Regions from separate parts of the Homo sapiens genome. Here region 1 is linked to region 2. A link is an interaction called in ENCODE POLR2A ChIA-PET data of the cell type or tissue named here. Cell type or tissue: OCI-LY7. All regions are shown on one strand.

The links. Peaks named below come from ENCODE experiments on the same cell type or tissue, not always from the same donor. Only the 100,000 strongest peaks of a DNase experiment are listed, where the experiment ranks them.
Region 1: POLR2A ChIA-PET joins it to region 2 with 7 read pairs; 2 of 35 experiments call an interaction of 5 or more read pairs at or near these places.

Annotation. Positions count from the first base shown.
Region 1 is chr3:170,010,017-170,015,016 of GRCh38, reverse strand. No RefSeq gene overlaps it. Among named protein-coding and RNA genes, the nearest start is that of GPR160, 25 kb to the left of the region's middle. In OCI-LY7, no CTCF peak of the experiment used is centred here; no DNase peak of the experiment used is centred here.
Region 2 is chr3:170,122,910-170,127,909 of GRCh38, reverse strand. All of the region lies in intron 8 of PHC3 (polyhomeotic homolog 3), which reads left to right. Among named protein-coding and RNA genes, the nearest start is that of PHC3, 56 kb to the left of the region's middle. In OCI-LY7, no CTCF peak of the experiment used is centred here; no DNase peak of the experiment used is centred here; H3K4me3 peaks cover 766 bases; H3K27ac peaks cover 3,179 bases.

The DNA.
Region 1 (5,000 bases), 110 kb after region 2:
AAATATGGTATAAAAGATAAAAAATAGTACACTTATATGGGGCACTTGCCGTGAATGGAGCCTGCAGGACTGGAAGTTGCTGTGGGTATCAGTGAGTGAGCGGTGAGTGAATGTGAAGGCCTAGGACATCACCGTACACTACTCCTGTAGACGTTATAAACACTGTACATTTAGGCTATATTAAATTTATAAAGAACTATCTTTGTTCAATAATGAATTAACCTTAGCTTACTGTAGCTTTTATTTTATAAACTTAAAAAATTTTTAAGTGTTTTTGACTCTTGTAATAACACTTAGCTTAAGACACAAAGACATTGTACTATCGTACAAAAATATTTTCTTTTTTTTTTTGAGATGGAGTCTCTCTCTCTGTCACCCAGGCTGGAGTGCAGAAGCATGATCTTGGCTCACTACGACCTCCACCTCCCAGGTTCAAGCGATTCTCTTGCCTCAGCCTCCCAAGTAGCTGGGATTACAGACGTGCACCACCACGCCTGGCTAATTTTTGTATTTTTAGTACAGTCGGGGTTTCACCATGTTGGTCAGGCTGGTCTTGAACTCCTGACCTTGTGATCCGCCTGCCTCGGCCTCCCAAAGTGCTGGGATTACAGGCGTGAGCCACTGCCCCCGGCCTATTTTCTTTCTTTATATCCTTATTCTGTAAGCTTTTTTCTCTTTTTATTTTCAATTGTTTAAACTTTTAAAGTTTTTTTGTTAAAAACAAAGACACAAACGCACACATTAGCCTAGGCCTACCCAGGGCCGGGATCATCAGTGTCACTGTCTTCCACCTCCACATCTTGTCCCACTGGAAGGTCTTCAGGGGCAAAAACATCCATGGAGCTGTCATCTCCCATGATAAGAATGACTTCTTCCGGAATACCTCCTGTAGGACCTGCCTGAGGCTGTTCCACAGTTAATTTTAAAAAATATATAAGTAGCAGGAGTACAGTCTAAAATAATGATAAAAAGTATAGGATAGCAAATACATAAACCAGAAACATAGTCATTTATTATCAAGTGTTATGTACTATACATAATTTATGTGTTACACTTTTTTTTTTTTGAGACAGAGTCTCTCTCTGTTGCCCAGATTGGAGTGCAGTGGCGCCATCTTGGCTCACTGCAACCTCCGCCTCCTGGGTTCAAGCAGTTCTCCCTGCTTCAGCCTCCCGAGTAACTGGGATTACAGGGGCCCACCACCATGCCAGGCTAATTTTTGTAGGTTAGTAGAGACGGGGTTTCGCCATGTTGGTCCAGGCTGGTCTCGAACTCCTGACCTCAGGTGATCCGCCTGCCTCGGCCTCCCAAAGTGCTAGGATTACAGGTGTGAGCCACAGCGCTCAGCACGTGTTACACTTTTATATGACTGGGAGCACAGGTTTGTTTACACCAGCATCCCCACAAACACGTGAGTAATGTATTGCACTACCACATTATGATGGCTATGACATCACTAGGCAATAGGAAATTTTCAGCTCCATTATAGTCTTATGGGACCACCATCATATGTGAGGTCCATCATTTACCAAAATGTCATTATGCAATGCATGACTATAATAAAAAAAGATGGTTAATAACAAGTGTTCATGAGGACATGGAGAAATTGGAACCCTCATTCATTGCTGTAAAAAGAAAATGAATTTATTGTAAAAGTTTCAGTGGCCCCAAGACTTACTGGAAAAGCTGGAGAATCAGGCTCAAACGGTGGGAAAGAACAGAGGAAACCACACTGTGAGAACCAAAGCCAAAGTCAGGACACAGGAGGTGTTGCCAGAACACTGGTGCTTCCTTCAGCAGTGCAGGCTTGAAATGGTTACCTTCTCACACAGCGGATGAAGCCAGCATTAGGCAGGATTTTTAATCCGGGGCTACCTAAATCCAAAGCCACACACTCTTTTCTGAGTTTTCAATTTCTTTATAAGTAAAATGAACACAGAAGGCAACTATGAATAATGATGCCACAAGGGATTTAGACAGCGTCCCTAAGTGCCAGATGCAATTTAAGAGGTATTATTATTACATACAGCCAGAATCTACAATCATATCTCTGTCTCAAACAACTAATAGCCGAGGTTGCCAGGCAATTATATTTGTCAGGCACGAGTCTACAGTGAGCAGGTAAATGATCTACACCCCAGACACAATAAAAGATTTAGTCCCTCCTCCCTTTTGTACTAATCTCCAGCTCAGATTTTCTGATCCTATTCTGTTTGCCTCCATTTCGAAAGCCCTTCCCTCATCCTGTATTTTTACCACCTGGTTCTATGTGTCACCAAATCTTCCTTATTTGCAGTCAGCTTTGTGAAAGAACTTTCAATGCTAGTTACTCTAGAACAACAACTCTCACACGTTTTGGGCTCAGGACCTTTTAACTACTTTTAAAAATTATTGAGAATGCCAAAGAGTCCTGTTGGTGTGGATTATTTGCTGCGGTTAGAAATTAAAACAGGCAGCTAAGCGTGGTGGCTCATGCCGGTAATCCTGGCACTTCGGGGGGCTGAGGTGGGCGGATCACGAGGTCAGGATTTCGAGACCAGCCTGACCAACATGATGAAACCCCATCTCTACTAAAAATACAAAAATTAACCTAGTGTGGTGGTACGTGGTGCCTATAATCCCAGCTACTCGGGAGGCTGAGGCAGGAGAATAGCTTGAGCCTGGGAGGCGGAGGTTTCAGTGAGCCGAGATCACGCCACTGCACTCCTGCCTGGGTGACAGAGAAAGACTCCGTCTCAAAAAAAAAAAAAAAAAAAAAAAAAGAAAAGAAATTAAAACAGGCAGTGGCTCACCCTGTAATCCCAGAGCTCTGGGAAGCTGAGGTGGGAGGATTGTTTGAGGCCAGGAGTTTGAGCCCAGCCTAGGCCACATAGCGAGACCCTGTTTCTACGAAAAATTTAATTAGCTGAGTGTGGTGGCACATGCCTGTAGTCCACGCTACTCAGGAAGCTGAGACAGGAGAATCCCTCGAGCCCAGGAGTTCGAGTTAGAGTGAACTATGATCATGCACTGTACTCCAGCCTGAGCAACAGAGTGAGACCTAGTCTCAAAATAAAAGAAAGATTAAAACATAAATTTTTAGAAACAATAATAAAAGAGGACACATTAACAGAAATAACATGTCTATGAAAAATAACTTTTTCAGAAAGAAAATGTTTGTGAGATGAGTGGCTGTTTTACATTTTTAACAAATCTGTTGAATATCTGGATGAATAGAAGAAAGCTAGATTCTCATGTCTGCCTCCGCATTCAATCTGTTCCCATATCACACTGGAAAACTCCACTTATGCTTGTGAGAGAATGAGAGTGAAAAGGCAACAACATCAGTATTATTACGAAAATATTTTGACCTTAAAGATATTCTGGAAAGAGACAATCAGGAAATCCCCCATCACAAGTTGAAAATTGATGCCATTTTTTTTTTTTTTTTGGAGATGGAGTCGTGCTCTGTTTCCCAAACTTGAGTGCAATGGTGTGATCTCAGCTCACTGCAACCTCTGCCTCCCTGGTTCAAGCAATCCTCCTGCCTCAGCCTCCTGAGTAGCTGGTCTTATAGGTACACGCCACCACGCCTAGCTAATCTTTTTATATTTTTTGTAGAGACAGGGTTTCATCATGTTGGCCAGACTGGTCTTGAACTCCTGACCTCAGGTGATCCGAGGCCACCTTGGCCTCCCAGAGTGCTGGGATTACAGGTGTGAGCCATGGCGCCTGGCCCCAATGCCATTTTTGATGCTCTTTTTCCCTTTGTGTGGATTCATTTTTCCATCTGTTAAGAAACTGTAGCCAGGTGTGCTGGCTCACACCTGTAATACTAGCACTTTGTGAGGCAAAGGTGGGAGGATTGCTTGAACCCAGGAGTTTGAGACCAGCCTGGGCAACATAAGGAGACCTCTTCTCCACACACACACAAAAATTTTAAATTAGCCAGGTGTGAGCAGGAGCGGTGGCTAACTCATTGTAGTCCCAGCACTTTGGGAGGCTGAGGTGGGCTGATCACCTGAGGTCAGGAGTTCAAGACCAGCTTGGCCAACATGGTGAAACACCGTCTCTACTAAAAATATAAAAATTAGCCAGGCGTGGTGGTGTGCACCTGCAATCCCAGCTACTAGGGAGGCTGAGGCAAGAGAATAGCTTGAGCCCCGGAGGTGGAGGTTGCAGTGAGCCTAGGTCGTGCCACTGTCCTCCAGCCTGGGCAACAGAGTGAGACTCTGTCTCAAAAAAATATTAGCCACATGTGATGGTGCACACCTGTGGTCCCAGCTACTCAGGAGGCTGAGTGGGAGAATTGCTTGAGCCTGGGAGGTTTCAGCTACAGTGAGCCATGATCGCACCACTGCACTTTAGCTTGGGTAACAGAGTGAGACCCTGTCTCAAAACAAAACAAAAAGCCATCAAACTGTCTTCCAAAGTGGCTATACTATTTTGTGTCTCCACTAGCAATAAATAAGAGTTCCTGCCGTTTCCCATCCTTTCCAGGATTTGGTGTTGTCAGTGCTTTGGATTTTGGCCATTCTAGGCAAGATGGGGAATGTTCAGGGTGGCATGGCCGTAGGTTATTTTGGCCATTCTAATAGGTATGTAGTGGTATCTCACTGTTTTAATTTGCAGTTCCTTAATGACATATGATGTAGAGCATCTTTTCATAGTTTTTTTTTCATCTGTGTGTCTTCTTTGTTGATGTATCTGTTCGTTTCTTTTGCCCATTTTTATATTGGGTTGTTTCATATCTTATTAAATTTTGTGAGTTCTATGTATATTTTAAATACAAATCCTTTATCAGAGAGGTGCTCAGCAAATATTTTCTCCTGGTCTGTGGCTTGTGTTTTCATACTCTTTTGCAGAGGATAAGAGTTTTTTGTTTGCTTGTTTTTGTTTTTTTGGTAGAGATTGGATCTTGTTATGTTGGCGAGGCTGGTGCCGAACTCCTAGTCTCAAGTGATCCTCTTGCTTCTGAGAGATCAAGTGCTGGGATTACAGGCATGAGCCACTACGATTAG
Region 2 (5,000 bases):
AAACCTCTAAAAACAATTGTTGCCTAGAAAGAAAAATTATCTTGAAAAATACTTTTCTTTAAACATTCTCTAAAAGACATTTTAAGATTTATAAAACTGAAATAAGGTCTCTAATTGTTTAGTCAGAAGGATCAAATTCATAATTTGTAACTGAGGAGAAGAATCTTCCTAAAGGGAGGTTTTGTATTACACCTCATCCAAGAGATTTTATCACCTAAAAGCTAATAAATATTAGCTCAGAAAGGAGTTTCGAAGTATTTTTTATTATTAATACTTGTTTTTTCTTTTCATACTTGGATTATCCTCAATGTTCTTTAATGAAAAGTATTTTGGTTCTCATGATACAAATGTATAGATTTTTGTATTCTTGTCATTCTTACTGATCTTAATAGGCACAGAGATTGAATTATACCTTCTGTAAATTTTTATTAAAAGCAGAACTTGGCTGGGTGTAGTGGCTCACGCCTGTAATCCCAGCACTTTGGGAAGCTGAGGTGGGCAGATCACCTGAGCTGAGGAGTTCGAGACCAGCCTGGCAAACAGGGTGAAACCCTGTCTACACAGAAAAATACAAAAATTACCCGGGAGTGGTGGCCATGCCTGTAATCCCAGCTACTCGGGATGCTGAGGCAGGAGAATCTCTTGAACCTGGGAGGTGGAGGGTGCAGTGGGCCGAGATTGCGGCCTGGGCAACTGAGCGAGACTTTGTCTCAAAAAAAGGAAAGAAAAATTTTTAAAAAGTTTATCATTCAGTTATCATGTCTATATTTTCTTTCAATAGATTTTTGGAGTTTACTATGGATATTGTAACAAAAACAGGGGTATAGGAAGCGTACAGCACCTTCAAAAAATTTTTAATTTAAATTACTTTCTCACTACCTAGTTCAGTGATTTGGTTTTTAACCAGTAAAAAATAAGGCAGTTTCCAGGCAGGGCATAATAGAAAAGAAAAAAAATACAATTTAAAAATAAAAACAAACAAAAAAAAACTTCTTTATAGTCCTTATATATTTTTAATTGTTTATGTTAGGGGAAGCTATAGAGGAACAAATTTGGGATAGAAATATAAGGCTGGGTGTGGTGCCTCACACCTCTAATCCCAGCACTTTGGGAGGCCAAGGCAGGTGGATCACCTGAGGTCAGGAGTTCAAGACCAGCCTGGCCAACATAGAGAAACTCATCTCTACTAAAAATACAAAAATTAGCTGGGCATGGTGGCGAATGCCTGTAATCCCAGCTACTTGGGAGACATAGGCACAAGAATGGCTTGAACCCGTGAGGCAGAGGTTGCAGTGAGCTGAGATCGTACCACTGCACTCCAGCCTGGGTGACAGAGTGAGACTCTGTCTCAAAAAAAAGAAAAAGGAAAAAAAAAAAAAAATATATATATATATATATATATATACATATGGAGCATAATACTTTGAAAACTAAAGCCAAAAATATTTTGTTGCTTCCTGCACTTCTACCTTAAAACATTTTTGGAAGTTTAAAAAATGATATTAATAACTTTCTCTGCTATCACTGATATGGTTATAATGCTTGCTATGGATGTTTCCATGTTACCTTTCTAAATATTTTTTAATCTTTTACCTTTCTTTGAGTAACATAGCTCTTTAATAATTTATTAAGCTTGTTTTTTTATTACCTTTGACCAAATGTGTTATTTTTTCCATTCAAACACATTTCTTCACAGGTTATATTTTTCTGGTTGTTTCAAACACTTAAAGGTAGAAAGATGTATTTTTTAAGAGATGTGGAAATTTGAAAGATAAGGGTGAATTTTCAAAGTAAAATCAGTATGTTTTTTAAGATACTTAAGAATTAAAGTTTTTTGTTGACATTTGGATATAAGTATGTTGAGGGTAGATAATTTAGAACTAATAAACAAATATTCCTCAGTTTATTTAGGAAAGGGAAACAGATGGGAATATTGGACTTTATTGAGGTAAGTTTGGCAGTCTTTGTTATTTTTAGAATAGTTATAGTTATGAGCTAAACAGTAATTGTGATGTGCAGTTTCCTAATGATCTTGTGAGTGAGCAAAACCTCCACTTTGCTTTTTTCAACATTTTAATTGTTGAACATTTAGATTTGTTAATGCTGATTGTGCCAGATGTCTGTGACAGATTTGTTTTTGCCTACTTCTTTTATTCATGCACTTATTTCGCCTTTATATGAGAGTTCTGGAAGTACATATAGTTAGCTTTAAGTATAATGAGTGGAAAGTATTTTACAGTATTTGATGGATTATTTCAAAATATGCTATTTGTGTTATGGCTCTTTTCATTCTTTAAACTCTTGTTTTTAAAAATCAGAATTCTATGTATGATCAAGCTTTGATTTCTTAAAAGATACTCTAGCAGATGTTTGAATAACATGTAACTGCATTAGGATTAAAGAGAGTTTCAGCATTTTAAGCAAAGATCATGTTCTTTGGAAGAAAAGTACTATCTATTATACTGAAGGAATGCTACATAGATAAAATTGAACTGGTCGATAAAACCATACTTGTTTAATTATCTCTGAATTAACATCTCTGACACTAAGGCAAATTAAAGTATTCACTGTGACAGCACTTGCCCTTGGGGACTAGATTTTTTTTCTTAACCCCCCAGACACTTTTTAGAATGATTTTACCTATATTGGGCATTATCATCATTTAAAAAACTGTTATTATCATGAACCGATCTAGTATAATTGTTGCTCCGAACAATAACAAATGACTGCTTTCACGTCTGAGATTCAGGCATGAGGCACAGAATCTCTCTTAGTGTAACTGGTTTCCAGGTGCAGGGTTGTGAGCAAATAACTTTAAAAAATGTTGCCTACTTTGTAGCTGATTCAGATCACAGTTCTGAATTTTATATTTGGTATAATATTATGTTTGATATAAAATTATCCAGTAACAGTAGAATTTTAAAGTTGTACAAAAGACAAAAGAAGATGTTTTATTCTTAGTGGAGCCTTGGAAAGATTTTTATTTTATTTTATTTTATTTTTGATTGTCACCTATTGTTACCTTTATAACTTACTGTTATATCCTTATAGGTGAAACTTGATTGTCCCTTTTACAACACATGGGTTTTGCTGGTTTCAGAAATCCTGATCACTTTTATGTATAATTTTATATACTTTAAAACATCAGACTTTTAAAATAGTTTGATTAAAAATGTACACAATATTAGATGTTGCTGAAAGGTTTCTTGTGAATGTTGAAAGTTTGTTTGTTAACATTTGTGGGGCTAGGTGTGCAGTGGCTCATGCCTATAATCCCAGCACTTTGAGAGGCCAAGGCAGGAGGATCACTTGAGCCCAGGAGTTTGAGACCAGCCTGGGCAACATAGTGAGACCTCATCTCTACAAAAAACATTTTAAAATGAGCTGGGTGTGTTAGTGAACACCTGTGGTCCCAGCTACTCAGGAGGCTGAGCTTGGAGGTCAAGGCTGAGTGAGCCATAATGGAGCCACTGCACTCCAGCCTGGGCAGCAGAGTGAGACCCTTTCTCAAAAAACACTTTTTTAATGGGAAGATTAGTCAGTATGGTTAAATAAGATTTTAAAAACTCATAATTTTTGTAAACTTAAGTAATAAGCTTTATAGATAAAAGAAGGGAAATGAACTCTTATGGCTTTATTTTTAGTAATCATTTTTCATAAATAATGGTTAAGTAAATAATAAATGATAACAAATTAAATTAAAATACCCATGTCAACCTCTAGAAGTGTTCTTTGAAATGGAAACATTAATAATAAGGTATTGGCCGGGTGCGGTGGCTCACGCCTGTAATCCCAGCACTTTGGGAGGCCAAGGCAGGTGGATCACGAGGTCAAGAGATCAAGACCATCATGGCCAACCTGGTGAAACCCTGTCTCTACTAAAAAGTACAAAAAATTAGCTGGGCATGGTGGCACGCGCCTGTAGTCCCAGCTACTCGGGGTGGCTGAGCCAGGAGAATCGCTTGAACCCAGGAGGCAGAGATTGCAGTGAGCTGAGATCGCACCACTGCACTCCAGCCTGGCAACAGAGCGAGACTCTGTCAAAAAAAAAAGTATTTCTAGTTACATAGCTCCTTCTCAGGGTGCCTTCGATTCCATTTTCCTTTTTCTTTTTTTTGAGATGGAGTCTCACTCTGTTACCCAGGCTGGAGTGCAATGGCCTGATCTTGGCTCACTGCAACCTCTGCCTCCCAGGTTCAAGTGATGTTCTTGATTCAGCCTCCCAAGTAGCTGGAACTACAGGCGCCCGCCACCATGCCTGGCTAATTTTTTGTATTTTTTTAAGTAGAGGTAGGGTTTCACCATGTTGGCCAGGCTGTTGTGGAACTCCTGACCTCCGGTGATCCACCCACCTCAGCCTCCCAGAGTGCTGGATTGCAGGCACGAGCCACTGCACCTGGCCCCATTTTCCTTCTTAAGTATAATCTTTACAATTGGATAACAAGGTGGTTAAGTTATAGACTTAAAAACTTTCTCCCATAAGTATGGAACATTATAAAAAGAGTAAAAAAATAAGGTGTCAAAGAGCTTAGGCTGTGTGTGTGTGTGTGTGTATGCATTTCAAGGAAAGATATTTTCTGTTTGCATATTATATATAAAGAGTCATTAGATTGTTGAGTAGAACAGAAAAGGAGAGATATAATTGCGTATCTTTTTTTGTAGATTCTCAGATGTTACTTTTTATAATTTAATCTTTAAATTACATAATAATAAGGAAGAGCCTGGGATAGAATCCTACATGTCCTAATATAGTGTGTCATTGTAGGAATTCGCTTAGTGTGCTTATGAAAAATGTTAGTATCTGTTTTGATTCATGACAGTTAGAAGTTAACAAAAACAGTTGAATTCCCAAAATCGTTATTTTATTTGTATTTTTTAATTATCGAAATAAAAAATATTTTCAGACTTGACTACCATCTTTTTGGAAACCTTGGTGATTTTTGGTCTAGATACTGATCCACAGCTTGCTTTCAGTCAAATATTATGAAGAAATATGAAAA